Linked DNA regions of Homo sapiens: region 1 is linked to region 2. Evidence: chromatin contacts called from ENCODE Hi-C or POLR2A ChIA-PET data. All regions are on one chromosome and are shown on one strand. The core of a region is the stretch at or near the end of the contact, and the rest is flanking DNA. Distances in the headings are between cores, read along the strand shown.

Region 1 (7,393 bases), core at 1,814-4,313, 350 kb after region 2:
ATCCTTCCACCTCAGCCTCCTAAGTAGCTGGAACTGCAGCCATGTGCCACCATGCCCGACTAATTTAAAAATTTTTTTTATAAAAACACAGTCTCCCTATGTTACCCAGGCAGGTCTGTAACTCCTGGCCTCAAATAATCCTCCCACCTTGGCCTATCAAAATGCTGGGATTACAGGCATGAGCCATCATGCCCAGCCACTTTGCTTTTATTTTATTTTATTTTATCTTATTTTATGTTATGTTATGTTAATTTTAATTTTTGAGATAGAGTCTCGCTCTGTTGCCAGGCTGGAGTGCAGTGGTGCGATCTTGACTCACTGCAACCTCTGCTTCCCAGGTTCAAGCAATTCTCCTGCCTCAGCCGCCCGAGTAGCTGGGATTACAGGCGTGCGCTGCCACGCCCAGCTAATTTTTGTATTTTTAATAGAGATGGGGTTTCACCATGTTGGCCAGGATGGTGAGTTTTTTTAATTCCATATATATATATTATATATATATGGGTTTTTTGTTGTTTTTTTTTTTTGGCTATTAGCATTAGAGGGGGTCATTTTGAAAAGTCTTCATCATTCTTGGAGCACCTTCTTACTTTCTGACATGAGGTGTTCCAGGTTCATCTTAGAGTTTCTCTGTTCCAGCCTTGGAGACAGCCATTTCTCTGAGGAGCCCTGTGTTTGTTTGCTTTTTTTTGTTGCTTTTTTGTTTCTTTGGAGACGGAGTTTCACTCTTACTGCCCAGGCTGGAGTGCAATGGCGCAATCTCAGCTCAACCGCAACCTCCGCCTCTGGGTTCAAGCGATTCTCCTGCGTCAGCTGGTCTTGAACTCCCAACCTCAGGTGATTCACCCACCTTGGCCTCCCAAAGTGCTGGGATTACAGGCATGAGCCACCACACCCGGCCGTTTGCTTGTTTTTTAGTGGAGAGTGGTATTAGAAACTAAGATATGAATGTCAGATGTGCTCATCATTATTGGAATGTCAGTGCTTCCAGGCCTTCTCAGTGGACAAGCTAGGAAACATGGGTAATGATTGTGTGTCCCCACCAGTACCACTGACGGCAGTCCAGCACTACAGTTTACACTCCAGTTTTCTCCCTTTCCACATTTATAGCTGGTTTCTTCTTAATATAGTTATTTGATCAATTCCACTGTGTGTAACTAAGTTCCCATTGCTGCCCTCTCATCCCCCCTCCCCCACTGGACTTCCTCCTTACCCTATTTTGCCTCCAGCACCCCAAACCAGCTTGCCACCCTCCCTTCTCCTTGTGTGGACAGGCTCTTCTCCCCACAAAGGCTCTGACACATCTTGCTGGGCTACCGCAACACCCTCCCTCACATACCAAGTGCTACATTCCTCGGGCCCACTTAATGACTTTTGCACTCTGATTTACATTTTTAAAGCATCTCTGTGGTTGCTGTGAAGAATAAAGGAAGGAGGCAAGGCAAGTGTGGAAGCAGGCTACTCACTTAAGAAGCTGTTGTAAGTCATGGCCTAGGCTGTTGATGGGGTTGGACTAGGGTGCTAGTGATGCAGGTTGTGAGATTTGGGATCGTATTAGTTGTCTATACTGTGGAACAAGTTATCCTAAACTTAGCTTAAGACAGTAAATGTTATCTCACAGCAATTTGAGTGTAGCTTAGCTGGGTGCCCCAGGCTCAGGGTCTCACAAGGTTACAGCTGAGATCTTCTCTGAGGCTGCTGTGCTCTCAAGGTTTGACTTGGGAAGGACCCACTGCCACACTTACTCATGTGGCTGTAGACAGACCTCAGAAGATTTGCTTCCCAGCTCATTCAGTAGACCTCTGCACAGGCCACCTCTTGACATGGCGTCTGGCTTCCCCAGACCAAGGTGGAAGGAACAGTCTTTTTAAACCTCATCTAGGAAGTGATATCCCATACTTCAGTTGTCTATTTATTAGAAGCAAGTCAATCAGTCCAGCCACACTTAAAATGAGGGTATTATACAAGGGTGTGAATACCAGGAGGCAGTGATCGTTGGAGGCCCTCTTAGAGGGTGCCAAGTAAGATGGGGTCAGCAGGAGTTGCTGATTGATTGGCTTTTGAGAGAAAAACCAGTCAAGGATGACTTCAATATTTTTGGCCTGAACTACTAGAGGTACAGTTACTGAGATAGGGAAGAGTGGAGTAGGGGGAGCAGGTTTAGAAGAGGTAGTCTACGTTAAGTATGAGAAGCTTGATAGACGACCACGTGAGAAGGTGAGTAGACAGTTGAAAACTAGCCTGTTGGTTAGGCTAGAGATTGATGCTGGAGATAGGATTTTGGTTTGATTTTATCTAGTGTAGTATTCAACTTAACTTTATAAATTAAGGGTTAGGAGAATATGACCTTCAGTTAAATGCCTAGCTCTGTTATCCTGGAAACCAGATAAAATTGTTTTAACAGTATTGCAATATAAAATCGACCTCTGATTGGGAAATTGCCTCTGGATTGAGAGGAATTAGAAATGCCTGGTGAGTGCTGCTGCTCTTAGAACTGGCATGACCCTGTGGGAAAGGGAATCCTGAAGCTATGCCTTTGGAGTTACTAGAGACGTTGGCTCTGGTGGAGCGTAAAGCTTTGAAGTTAGGGCAGCTCCTGCACCTGTCTCATGATGCTCTCATCTCCCTTGAGCCTGAGCTGTGTCATCTAGGGAGTTAAAGAAAATAGCTTCTGGGCCGGGCGTGGTGGCTCACACACAGCACCTTGGGAGGCCAAAGCAGGCAGATCATGAGGTCAGGTGATCGAGACCATCTTGGCTAACACAGTGAAACCCCGTCTCCACTTAAACTACAAAAAAAAATTAGCCGGGCCTAGTGGCGGTCGCCTGTAGTCCCAGCTACTTGGGAGGCTGAGGCAGGAGACTGGCATGAACCTGGGAAGCGGAGCTTGCAGTGAGCCGAGATCACACCACTGCACTCCAGCCTGGGCAACAGAGAGACTCTGTCTCAAAAAAAAAAAAAAAAAAGAAAAGAAAAAGAAAATAGCTTCTGGACGGCTGGGTGAGCTGTCACTTGCATGAACAACTGCACAGACTCCCAGGGAGAGGAACATCTGATGCTGCCCAGCTGGCAAGCTGTGATTCCTGTCCTCTGTCCTGAGTTCTCAGATGCCAAGTGTGGCCTATGATAGTCTTATGAGTCTGTTCAGTAGCTGCATAATCTCACCTAGGGAAAGATTTCCCTTAGAGACATTAGCGTTTTGGATAGAATTTTAGTCAGCTTCTCTGTTTCATTTAATGTTCTCTAATCTTATGGGAAACATTAGAAATCTTGTGGAAAAATGAGCTCATTTTATCTCTCTGGTCTAAAGGCCTTCACTTCTTTGAATCTACCAGCCACCAGTAAAGGCTGCTAAGTCCACCAGTACAAAAACAAAAGATGGTGGTGCAAACTTCTTGGATGGGCAGTTGAGCTACACGTGCCTTGAAAATAAGAAACGGATTGCCTAGAACCTAACACAGTCTGCTTACAAACTTGATTCATTCAACAAATATATATTGAGCACCCCCCTATATGTCAGGCCTTGATGGGTTTATATATTCACAGTGGTGAGTGAAATATGTATGGTCTTTGTTCTCTTGTAGTTTATAGGCACTTAATGAATACTAGTACTAATACTGTGTTCTAATTTAGTGTCTTTTTTTACAGTACCTTCATTTTCCTATATGTTTTATTCTCTTATGGGATCAGCAACAAGATATTAATTTCTTCTTCAGGAATTTATATTTAATTTGATTGAGTAGAATACCCTGAAAGTATTTAAGTAGATAACAAATAACATTTTATTTTATTTTGAGGCAGTGTCTCGCTCTATCACCCAGGCTGGAGTTCAGTGGTGCGATCTTGGCTTACTGCAGCCTCGACCTCCTGGGCTCAAGCCATCCTCCTGCCTCAGCACCCGGAGTAGCTGGGGCTACAGGCACGGGCCACCATGCCCGGCTACTGTTTGTATGTATGTATGTATGTATGTATTTAGTAGAGACAGTGTTTTGCCATGTTGCCCAGGCTGGTCTCAAACTCCTGGGCTCAAGCTATCCACCTGCCTTGGCCTCCCAAAGTGTTGACATTACAGGTGTGAACTACCGTGCCCAGCTCAAGTACTATTCTATACTACTTTTTCTTTCTTTTTTTTTCTCTTGTTCTTGTCTTTATTTTGTTCAATGCCAATTTTATTGCCTTCAGTTTTATTCTGAAGTTATCTAATTGCCACCGTCTACACAGTAACACACAGAAGTCTTCATTTTCATTGTTATGGTAGTTAGCATTTATATAGAATTAGTGTAGAAAAGTAGAAAGTTTGGGCTATTTCATGCACGGCTGTATAAAATTATTGTTTTCACTTGTATCAGAAGAAATAAAGATGTGCTTTTTGTGGTTTGAAGTATTGGAACCTTGAAGTCCTTTGAACCAAGTTAAAAAAAAAAACAAAGCAAGACATGGCTTGGTTAGATTTTTCTCTATTGCACGTATACCGTTTTCCCACTTGGTGGCACTTTCTGTTCATTTCTTAGTAACATGTCTTTCTCTCTCAGCATAGTTACACCAGTCTCTCCTCGTACATTGATTTTTCTTATTAAAATTAATTTACTGAAGTAATACATAAATACATCATTTAAAAAATAATAGTGTATGGTAAAGGGTTTCTTTTTTTTTTTAACAGAAAATAATTTTGTCCCTGAAAATTTTTCTGTGCCCAGGGAAAAATTAATAAATGGTTTTGCCCTTGAAAGGCCAATTTGTTTAAGATGCTTAACATCGTGGTGGTCAGCTGTTTTTCATTTGGCGTGATGTGTTCTAGAAGCCTTTGTAGAGAAACAGGGTGGCAGGTGAGGGCCATTACATGGAGGCGATAGAGAAGAATCAAGGATGATTCATAGGTTTGGGGCCTGAGTGGTTGGTACCATAATGCTGGGACCATTCACTGAGATGAGAAGACTTGTAGAAGGGCGGGTTGGTAGGGGTGGAGAATTAGAATCAGAAGCCTCTTTTTGGACATAGTAAGTGTGTGATACCTGTTGTGAAATCTACATGATTAGATATATATCAAGTAAACAGCTGAATATACAAATCGAGCTTAGGACAATGGTCAAACCTGCCAAACCAGCAAAGAACAAGGTAAGTAGCTAGCAAGGTAGGAGGAAAGGGAAGAAAGAGGAGTATTTCAGCCAGGGAAGCCTCGTTGTATTGATTGTTGCCAAGAGGTTGAGGAAGATGATGACAGAAAAATGTCCGTGTGATTTGGCAATATGAAATTCATTGAATCTACATAGAATCTGTTCTTGAAAGAAATGAGGAGAGATCAGAAAAGTTTGAACATTCTAGCAAAGGAGAGTGATCCACATAGCCCCTAGTAGACATGCACTGTCAATATTGGACATAGTTCCATTAATCCTTTTTTTTTTTTTTGAGACAGGGTCTTGCTCTTGTCACCCAGGCTGGAGTGCAGTGGCATGATCTCAGCTCACTGCATCCTCCACCTCCCAGGTTCAAGCAATTCTTGTGCCTCTGCCACCTGGGTAGCTGGGATTACAGGTCCCATGACCACACCCAGCTAATTTTTGTATTTTTTTTTTTATAGGGGTGGGGTTTCTCCATGTTAGCCAGGCTGGTCTCAAACTCCTGGCCTCATGTGATCCGCCTGCCTCAGCCTTCCAAAGTGCTGGGATTACAGGTGTAAGCCACCTCACCCCGTCCCTTTTTAATCCTTTCTGTGTAGTTGTGTTCATAACCATACTCCATTTTACTTGCTTTTTTCCATCAATATTATAAGCAATTTTTCATGTTATTAAAACAATCCTTATAATCACCATTAAAAGATTTTTTCTGATTATAAGAATATACAATTGCTATAGAAAATTTGGAAATCTGGAGAATTATTAATATGAGGTAGAAACAATTCTTTGGCCCAGAAGCAATACTGTTAATATTTTATTCACTGATTCAACAACTATTTGAGGGTCTGCTTTTGGGTAGAGAAAGAATGTTTTGGGGGTGTTTGTTTTAGAGGTGGGGTCTTGCTCTGTTGCCGAGGATGGAGTACAGGAGCTATTCACAGGTGCAATCATAGCACACTACAGCCTTGAACTCCTGGGCTCAAGCATCCCCCCTGCCTCAGCCTCCCATGTAGCTGGGACTCCACAGAGGAATGTTTTTTAAAGACCACAGTGTGAAAAACTGATTGTAGTTTATTGGTCACACCTTCTTTAGAAGAAAGCTTATTATTATAAATAACATATACCTACACATTTCTCATATAATGTATACAACATTTTCTGACTTGCTTCTCCCTCCCCTCACTTAATATGTCACAGACATTTTTCCTGTCTCACTAAATACTGTGTCAGTTCGAGTGTTTTAGTTTCTGTGGGGCTTTTGTATTTAGAAAGGATTGTTGGGCAATTTGGATTTAAAATTAATATACTATTTATTATAGTTGCAAATTTAAAAACCTAATTGTTTTTCATTCTTGAGGTTCAATTTATAAATAGGATAAAAAGATTAGTAAATTGAATTACTTTTTGCATAAAAATAAGGAACAATCATTTTCTCTTGTTCTTTGATGAATGTTCGGTAAACTCTAATGGAAAGGATTACATTGTCCTAAACAGTAATACCCATTTGCAAATTTAGTTAATACATCTCTTTAAGCAGTTTAGTCACATTTATAAATTGAACATATTTGATATTTGAGTTTTTTCAATTCTTCAAATCCCCAGTGCATAGGCAGATTAACCTATCAAGCAAAATGTTCCTAAGCACTTAAATGACTCTTGTTTACTCAAGCCCAAAACTTCAGTGTCATCCCCCAGTCTAATTCTCTAATGTCCAGTCTGTTAGCAAGTTCATCCTGCTTTCGTTTCTCCATATATCCCACATCTCATCACTGCCTCTATGACTGTTACCCTAGTCCAAGGCACAATTATCTCTTGCCTGGACATCTACAGTCACCTCCCAACTGGTTTGATAACATTCTTGCAGTGCACTAGCGTTCCCAACATGCTAAGTGATGAGAGTGCATATTTTTAAATGTAAATCAGACACATCAAGTCTCTGCTCAGAATGACCCAGTGGCTTCCCATCACAGTGAGAGTAAAAACCCCAACTCCTTCCATGCTCTGCGAGGCGTTATGTGATCACAGTCTGCATGCACTGTCCTAGTCACAGCCCTGTTGACTCTGACTTGGCCACATTGGCCTTCTTGCTTTTCCTTGAACAGTGAACATACTCCCAACTCAGTCTCTGCACTAGCTGTTTCCCCAGATTTGGCATGGCTCACACACCTTCACTTTATTCAAGTGCCCATCTGGTGGCTCTTCAGGTGGTCTAGTCTATAAGAGCCCTGTTCCCTCTCATACTCCATACTCTTCCCCTGCTCTGGTTTTTTCCTTGATGGCAC
Region 2 (6,439 bases), core at 1,812-4,311:
TAGTGTAAGACCTAGTAGAATAACTACCATAAGCAAGACAGCCTGGTGTGGTAGAGAAAAAGCATGAACTTTGAAAACAAACACACTTGAGTTCAAACCTTGATTCTACTATTTGCTTGCTGTGTGACCTTTGGTAAATTACTAAGCTTCTCTGAGCTTGTATCCTCCCTTTCAAAAGGGAGAAATAATAACCAACTCATAAAATTATTGTAAAAATTCAGTGAGATAATGTGCACAAAGTGCTTGTTTCAATTCCTGGCACATCATAGGCAATGAATGCTAATTCCCTTCCACTGGTTTTTCAGTTCAACAAATGTTTATTGACTGTCTGCTCTGTGCCAAACACAAGTACTGAATACTGAAGATACACTCACCCACTCACTCAGTCAATAAAATGAGCCACAGTTCCTTCTGCCAAGGAGCTCCTAGTCCAGTGGGGTGAGCCACAGCCTGAGGCTTCCTGAGAAGTGTCATATGTGCATAGCCACTTGGGTTTCCTCATAGCCAGTTGGGTTTCCTCACAACATGGTGCTGGTTTGAAGAAGGAATGTTCCTGGCCGAGCATAGTGGCTCATGCCAGTAATCCCAGCACTTTGGGAGGCCGAGGTGGGAGGATTGTTTGAGCCCAGGAGTTCAAAACCAGCCTGGGCAACATAGTGAGACCCTGTCTCTACAAAATTAAAAAAATTAGCTGGGCTTGGTAGTGTATGCCTGTAGCCCTAGCTACTCAGGAGGCTGAGGCAAGAGGATCACTTGAGCCTGGAAGTCAAGGCTGCAAGGAGCTGTGATTACACCACTGCACTCCAGCCTCAAAAGTTATGCGGTATGCTATTGCTCATACTATTGGTTAAAGCCAACTGTATACTAGCCCCTAAGGGTAGGTAGGATTTTGTCAGAGAGATGAGAAGAAGGAAGAGAAAGAGGTTCCAGGCAGAGGACATGTTGTAAGTAAAGATAAGGTTTGGCGCACAAGAAACCAGGTGACCTGAATTTTAGTCTAAGACCTTCCCCTTTAACCAGCTGTATTTGTTTGGGTTCATGTCATCTGGAAAAAAAGAAGACTGAGTTAGATCAGTGGCTCTCAATCACAGCTGATGCTTTGGATACATGAAAAAAAAATGACTTCTGGGCTTCACCCTCGAACAATTAAATCAGAATGTCTGTGGATGAGACCCAGCATCAGTATTCTCTTTATTACAATATAGTTTACATACAACGTAATGCGTTCAAGTGAATATTTTAAGCGCCAATGAGTTTGACAAACGTATGTACCCATGTAATCACTTCCACAGTCAAGATAGAAAACACTGCCATCACCCTAAAAGTTTCCTTTGGCCCATTAGCTGCCAGTCCTTCCAACATCATCCCCAGATCACCACTGATCAGTGTTCTGTCACTATAGATTAGGTTTGTCCCTTCTAGAATTTCATCTAAAAGGATTCATATGCCTGTAATCCCAGCACTTTCAGAGGCTGAGGCAGGTGGATCACGAGGTAGGGAGTTCAAGACCAGCCTGGCCAACATAGTGAAACCCCATCTCTACTAAAAATACAGAAAATTAGCCGGGCGTGGTAGCAGGTGCCTGTAATCCCAGCTACTTGGGAGGCTGAGGCAGGAGAATCACTTGAACCCAGGAGGCAGAGGTTGCGGTGAGCGGAGATCATGGCACTGCACTCCAGCCTGGGTGACAGTCCAAGACTCCATCTCAAAAAAAAAAAAAAAGGATTCATACAGTAAGTATTATTTTGTCTGGCTACAATGAGGTATTAGCGTTTGTTTTAAAAGTTTCTCTGGGTGATTTTAATGAGAAGCAATGACTGGATGATCTTTCAGGACCCTTCCAGCTAAAAAGATGCCATGATTTCATCTGCTAGCCTAGAGGCACTTTATGAAAGTTGCATTTTGGGAATAATATATATGATAGATATCATTATAATAATTATGACAATGGTAATACTAATGTTTATTGATCTTTAACTATGTGCCCAGGCACTGTGCTAAGTTATTCATGTGTATTTTCTTATCTAAATCCTCACAGCAATCCAGGGGGTAGGTACTAATTTTATCCCTGATAACAGAGGTGGAAACTGAGACACAGGTTAACTTATCTAAGGTCAAGGAGCTCGCATGTGGTGGGATCAGAATTCAAATCCAGATTTTCTCACTATGAACAGAGACTGCTTTTAATCAAAATTCTGCAAGAGTTTCTACAAGGTGAAGTCTCAGCCCCCACTTCCTCGGACATGCTCGTAAGAAGTGTAAAGTGTTCCCAGATGAATGCTTTCAGCTTGTTGATGAGTTCCAGCTGGGGAGAAGAAATAATTCAACCGTACATTTAGCAAGAAGGCACAGAGCCTACCTCAATATGCAAAGGAATCCAGCTTGTTTCAAGTGTCAAGTGACAGTTTAGACAAGAGAAAAGGACTCAGTACAAATGAGATGGGACAGAGGTTGCATCCCGTGCATGTCTTCTGAGATATATACAAAATAGAGAAACAAAGACTAACTCATCCACTGATTTCACCGTAGTAATGCAGATTATTTCCTGACATTTCAATACACAGATACACACACACACACACCACACACACACACACACACACATCTATTTTCAGTTTTCAAAATATTCATCACTGTCACTACGAACAATGAACAACTAGTCTTATTTTGTGGTAGAGGAGTCTTCCCAGAGTACCTGACAGGTGACCAAATATCACCCTGCTCCTGCAAACCTATTTGATTCTGGGAGTCTTGGTAGACATGCTTGGTTGGTTTACAGCCTGTGCTTCTTATAAATTCACTAGTGGCTTAAAAAAAAAAAAAAGCATCAGCACGATGAAAATATATGTCTTTCTTAAGTTGCACTCACCCATGACATCCAAATCAAAGGCTTGTCAGCTGAGGTTGTCCCAGTTCCCTCCAAGAGAATATTAACAATTAATCCTGATCACCCGAAACAAACAGGTTCCTATTCAAATACTGGCTGTCAGTATCTGGCTGTCAAGCCAAGAGCAAGGCTAAGGCCTCAGCCTGCCCAGCTGTCTGCCCGCTGGGTGACAGTGTTGATCCATCTGAAATAAATGCGCTTTGTCCCTGGGCCAGAAAATACCAGGTCCCTAAAAGGAAAGACTGCAGCCAGATGGTGTTCTGAGGGCCTGGGGAAACGCTTTGCCTTCCTTCCCGGAGAGAAGCAGAATGATTCTGTGTTTTCTTTATCTTTCAAAGGAAGATGTGAGGTGAAGCATTGTTCTGATGTTACCATATTGGGCTAGGTTTCTCTGGGCGAAGTGCTACCGCGAATGATGTGATTACACATAATAAATTACTTGCATTTTCCTGATAATTTAATGAGGGCAAAGAGCTTGCAATGAGCGTTGTGAAAACTCAGCTGAAAATTCATTTCAGCTGTTTGTTCGGATGCATGGGGCTGGAAGGATTCTTTAACTGAGGTGTTCTTTTTTATACACATGTGCATCCAGGGCTCTGGGGTGGGACAAGATTGTCTCTGTGGAATATTATTTCCAAATTGCCAGCTCACATATTTACATTATTCTATCTGTTCTGACGTGATCCTTGACTTCAAGAGGGAAGAGAGTTCCTGTCCAGATACAAATACTGTTCAGATGCAAATACAGGAACAGGCCAGCTGCAGTGGCTCATGCCTATAATCCTAGCACTTCCCTGGGAGGCTGAGGTGGGAGGATCACCTGAGGCCAGGAGTTCAGGACCAGCCTGGTCAACGTGGTGAAACCCCGTCTCTAATAAAAACACAAAAATTAGCCAGGCATGGTGGCGTGTGCCTATAATTCCAGCTACTTGGGAGGCTGAGGCAGGAGAATCACTCCAGCCTGGGTGACAGAGTGAGACTCCATTTCGAAAAACAACAAAAACAGGAACAAATACTGTAGTCTGTAGTTACAATTCCAGGTGACCAGTGGAAATGGTGGAAGTGTGTAGTGACACCGCAGTAGAGGAGAGAGAATGATGGAACCAGCCATGTCTCTCCTTTAAAGGGACAAGACAGAAAATGAATTGAGTGCTTCAGGAGGCTTTAAAAGGCTTGGTTTGGGCCATTTTTTGTTCTCCTCCACCGTACCTCTCCAAAGATGGAGTAAAGAGAATAGTGACTCAAAACATTGTGACTCTTCATCACAATGTTTTATGAGGAATGAAGCCATGTTAATTTTTTTTTAAGCGAGACAGAGTCTGTCACCTAGACCGGAGTGCAGTGACACAATTATAGCTCACTGCAGCCTTGACTCCTGGGCTCAAGGGATCCTCCCGCCTCAGCTTCCTAAGTAGCTAGGACGGCAGGCACACACCATCACACATGACTAATTTTATTTTTTGTAGATTTGAGGTCTCACTATGTTGCCCAGACTGGCATCAAACTCCTGGCCTTAAGTGATAGATCCTCCTGCCTCATCTTCCCAAAATGGGGGGATTACAGGCATGAGCCACTGCCCCGAGCCAAAGTCATGTTTACGTGAGCCTTTGTCCCAAATTCTTATAATCAGGTTGAAAGACTAAAATAGAATTATCAACTTAAGAAATTATATCACAAAACTTTTAGTACTTAGTATATGTGCTGCCGAAGCGAGCACAACAAAACTTATAGTACTTAAATAGTTTCTTGGCTGGGCATAGTAGCTCAGGCCTGTAATCTCAGCACTTTTGGAAGCTAGACAGGAAGATTGCTTGAGACCAGGCATTCAAGACCAGCCTGGGCAACATAGTGAGATCCCATCAAAAAAAAATTATTTTTAAGTTTCTTTTTTCACCTTTGTTTTATTTAATATTATTTGATCCAACTTATTTGAGCCAATTTAGCACATTTATATTTTATTACAAGTGACATAATAAAGGTTTGGGTTTTTTAATAACAAAGGTTTTTGATATTTCAACTACACTACAACTGCAGTCATATTTTCTAAAGGAGCTCTCCTTGAGTTCTGAGAATCTCAAATGAGGGTGAAGAATACAAACAGGTGGGCTGTGGATTGGGCTTTTGCTCTCTGAGACTCACACAGACACTGAGCATCACGGAGCCAAGGACCATCAAAGCCAGAGGGTGAAGCTGTTGAGCTGTGAGTCACTTCCCTGTCTCTCCTCTTCAGACACTTCAAAGCCTTTTCTAACTTTAGCTACCGAACACCCAGACAGCATGGGCCCTCTTAGGGCAAACTGCAACCACACGCATTTTTTTTTTTTTTTTGAAAGGGAGTCTCACTCTTGTTGCCCAGGCTGGAGTGCAGTGGCATGATCTTGGCTCACTGCAACCTCCGCCTCCTGGATTCAAGCGATTCTCCTGCCTCAGCCTCCTGAGTAGCTGGGATTACAGGTGTGTGCCACCATGCCTGGCTAATTTTTGTATTTTTAGTAGAGATGAGGTTTCACCGTGTTGGCCAGGCTGATCTCAAATTCCTGACCTCAGGTGATCCACCTGCCTCGGCCTCCCAAAGTGCTGGGATTACAGGCATGAGCCACCGTGCTCCACTCCACATGCATTTTTGTATCCTATTCAGTATATATTAAGGATATTTTATCAGAGTTTTGGTAGCCTCTACCCTGCAGGGACCAACCACATGATCAGCAGAGAGGGTAAAAGGATTTATGAGAGGAGGCCTTGGGCAGCAGAGATTGAGAACTTTCTGGGACTTACCAGAACAGAGCAGTAAGCAGCTCCAGGAACACCCATATCTTTCTGTCCCTGCAGAGATGTGCACACATCTACTCATCTTCCTATTTCTTTTCTTTTCTTTGAGACAGTCTTGCTCTGTCACCCAGGCTGGAGTCCAGTGGCACAATCTCGGCTCACTGCAACCTCCACCTCCTGGGTTCAAGCGATTCTCCTGCCTCGGCCTCCCGAGAAGCTGGAATTAACAGGTGCCTTCCACCAGGCCGGGCTAATTTTTGTATTTTTAGTAGAGACAGGGTTTCGCTATGTTGGCCAGGCTGGTCTCAAACTCCTGACCTCAGGTGATCCACCGCCTAGGCCTCCCAGAGTGGTGGGATTACAGGCGTGAGCCACTGCACCCAGGCCACATCTTCCAATTTATTTTACCTTCTTAGTATTCCGATCCTGAAGGTCTTTGGAGGCTTATATGACTGCTTTGTGAGAAGTCAGCACCACAGATTATTTGCAGGGAGGGTCCTCTGGTATACTTTGATTTTTGAAAATGCAGAAAAGCATAAAGAAAGAAATTAAAAGCATTCACACTTCTGCTACCCAGAACTAAGCACTGCTAATGGTTAGGTGTATGAGCACACCTCATTCTACTGTGCTTTGTAGTTATTGCATTTCACAAATATCGTGATTTTTACAAACTGAAGATTTTTGACAACCCTGTGTCCTGCAAGTCTATCAGCACCATTTTTCCAACAGCATGAGCTCACCACATGTCTCTGGGTCACATTTTCGTAATTGTAGCAACATTTC

What was found. A loop is a pair of places that touch in the nucleus more often than their neighbours do. ChIA-PET counts read pairs that join two places held with the same protein, here RNA polymerase II (POLR2A). Pooled maps may share reads with other maps.
Region 1: a pooled map shows a loop between it and region 2 (3-fold over the local background). The contact joins two enhancer-like sites. A Hi-C loop is called at or near these places in 2 of 50 pooled maps. POLR2A ChIA-PET finds 5 or more read pairs at or near these places in 2 of 52 experiments (OCI-LY7 and WTC11).

Annotation. Positions count from the first base shown.
Region 1 is chr12:94,977,846-94,985,238 of GRCh38, reverse strand. The region is part of intron 3 of NDUFA12 (NADH:ubiquinone oxidoreductase subunit A12); the gene reads left to right. Among named protein-coding and RNA genes, the nearest start is that of NDUFA12, 22 kb to the left of the region's middle. Within about 2 kb of position 3,063, at least 3 of the 41 ENCODE cell types and tissues checked have a DNase peak (open chromatin) inside an H3K27ac peak, as active enhancers do.
Region 2 is chr12:95,333,258-95,339,696 of GRCh38, reverse strand. It overlaps LOC105369917 (a long non-coding RNA gene), which reads left to right. Exons shown (of 11, transcript XR_001749265.1): 11 at 2,039-2,127. Among named protein-coding and RNA genes, the nearest start is that of MIR3685, 27 kb to the right of the region's middle. RefSeq lists an enhancer at 3,860-4,776. Within about 2 kb of position 3,061, at least 17 of the 41 ENCODE cell types and tissues checked have a DNase peak (open chromatin) inside an H3K27ac peak, as active enhancers do.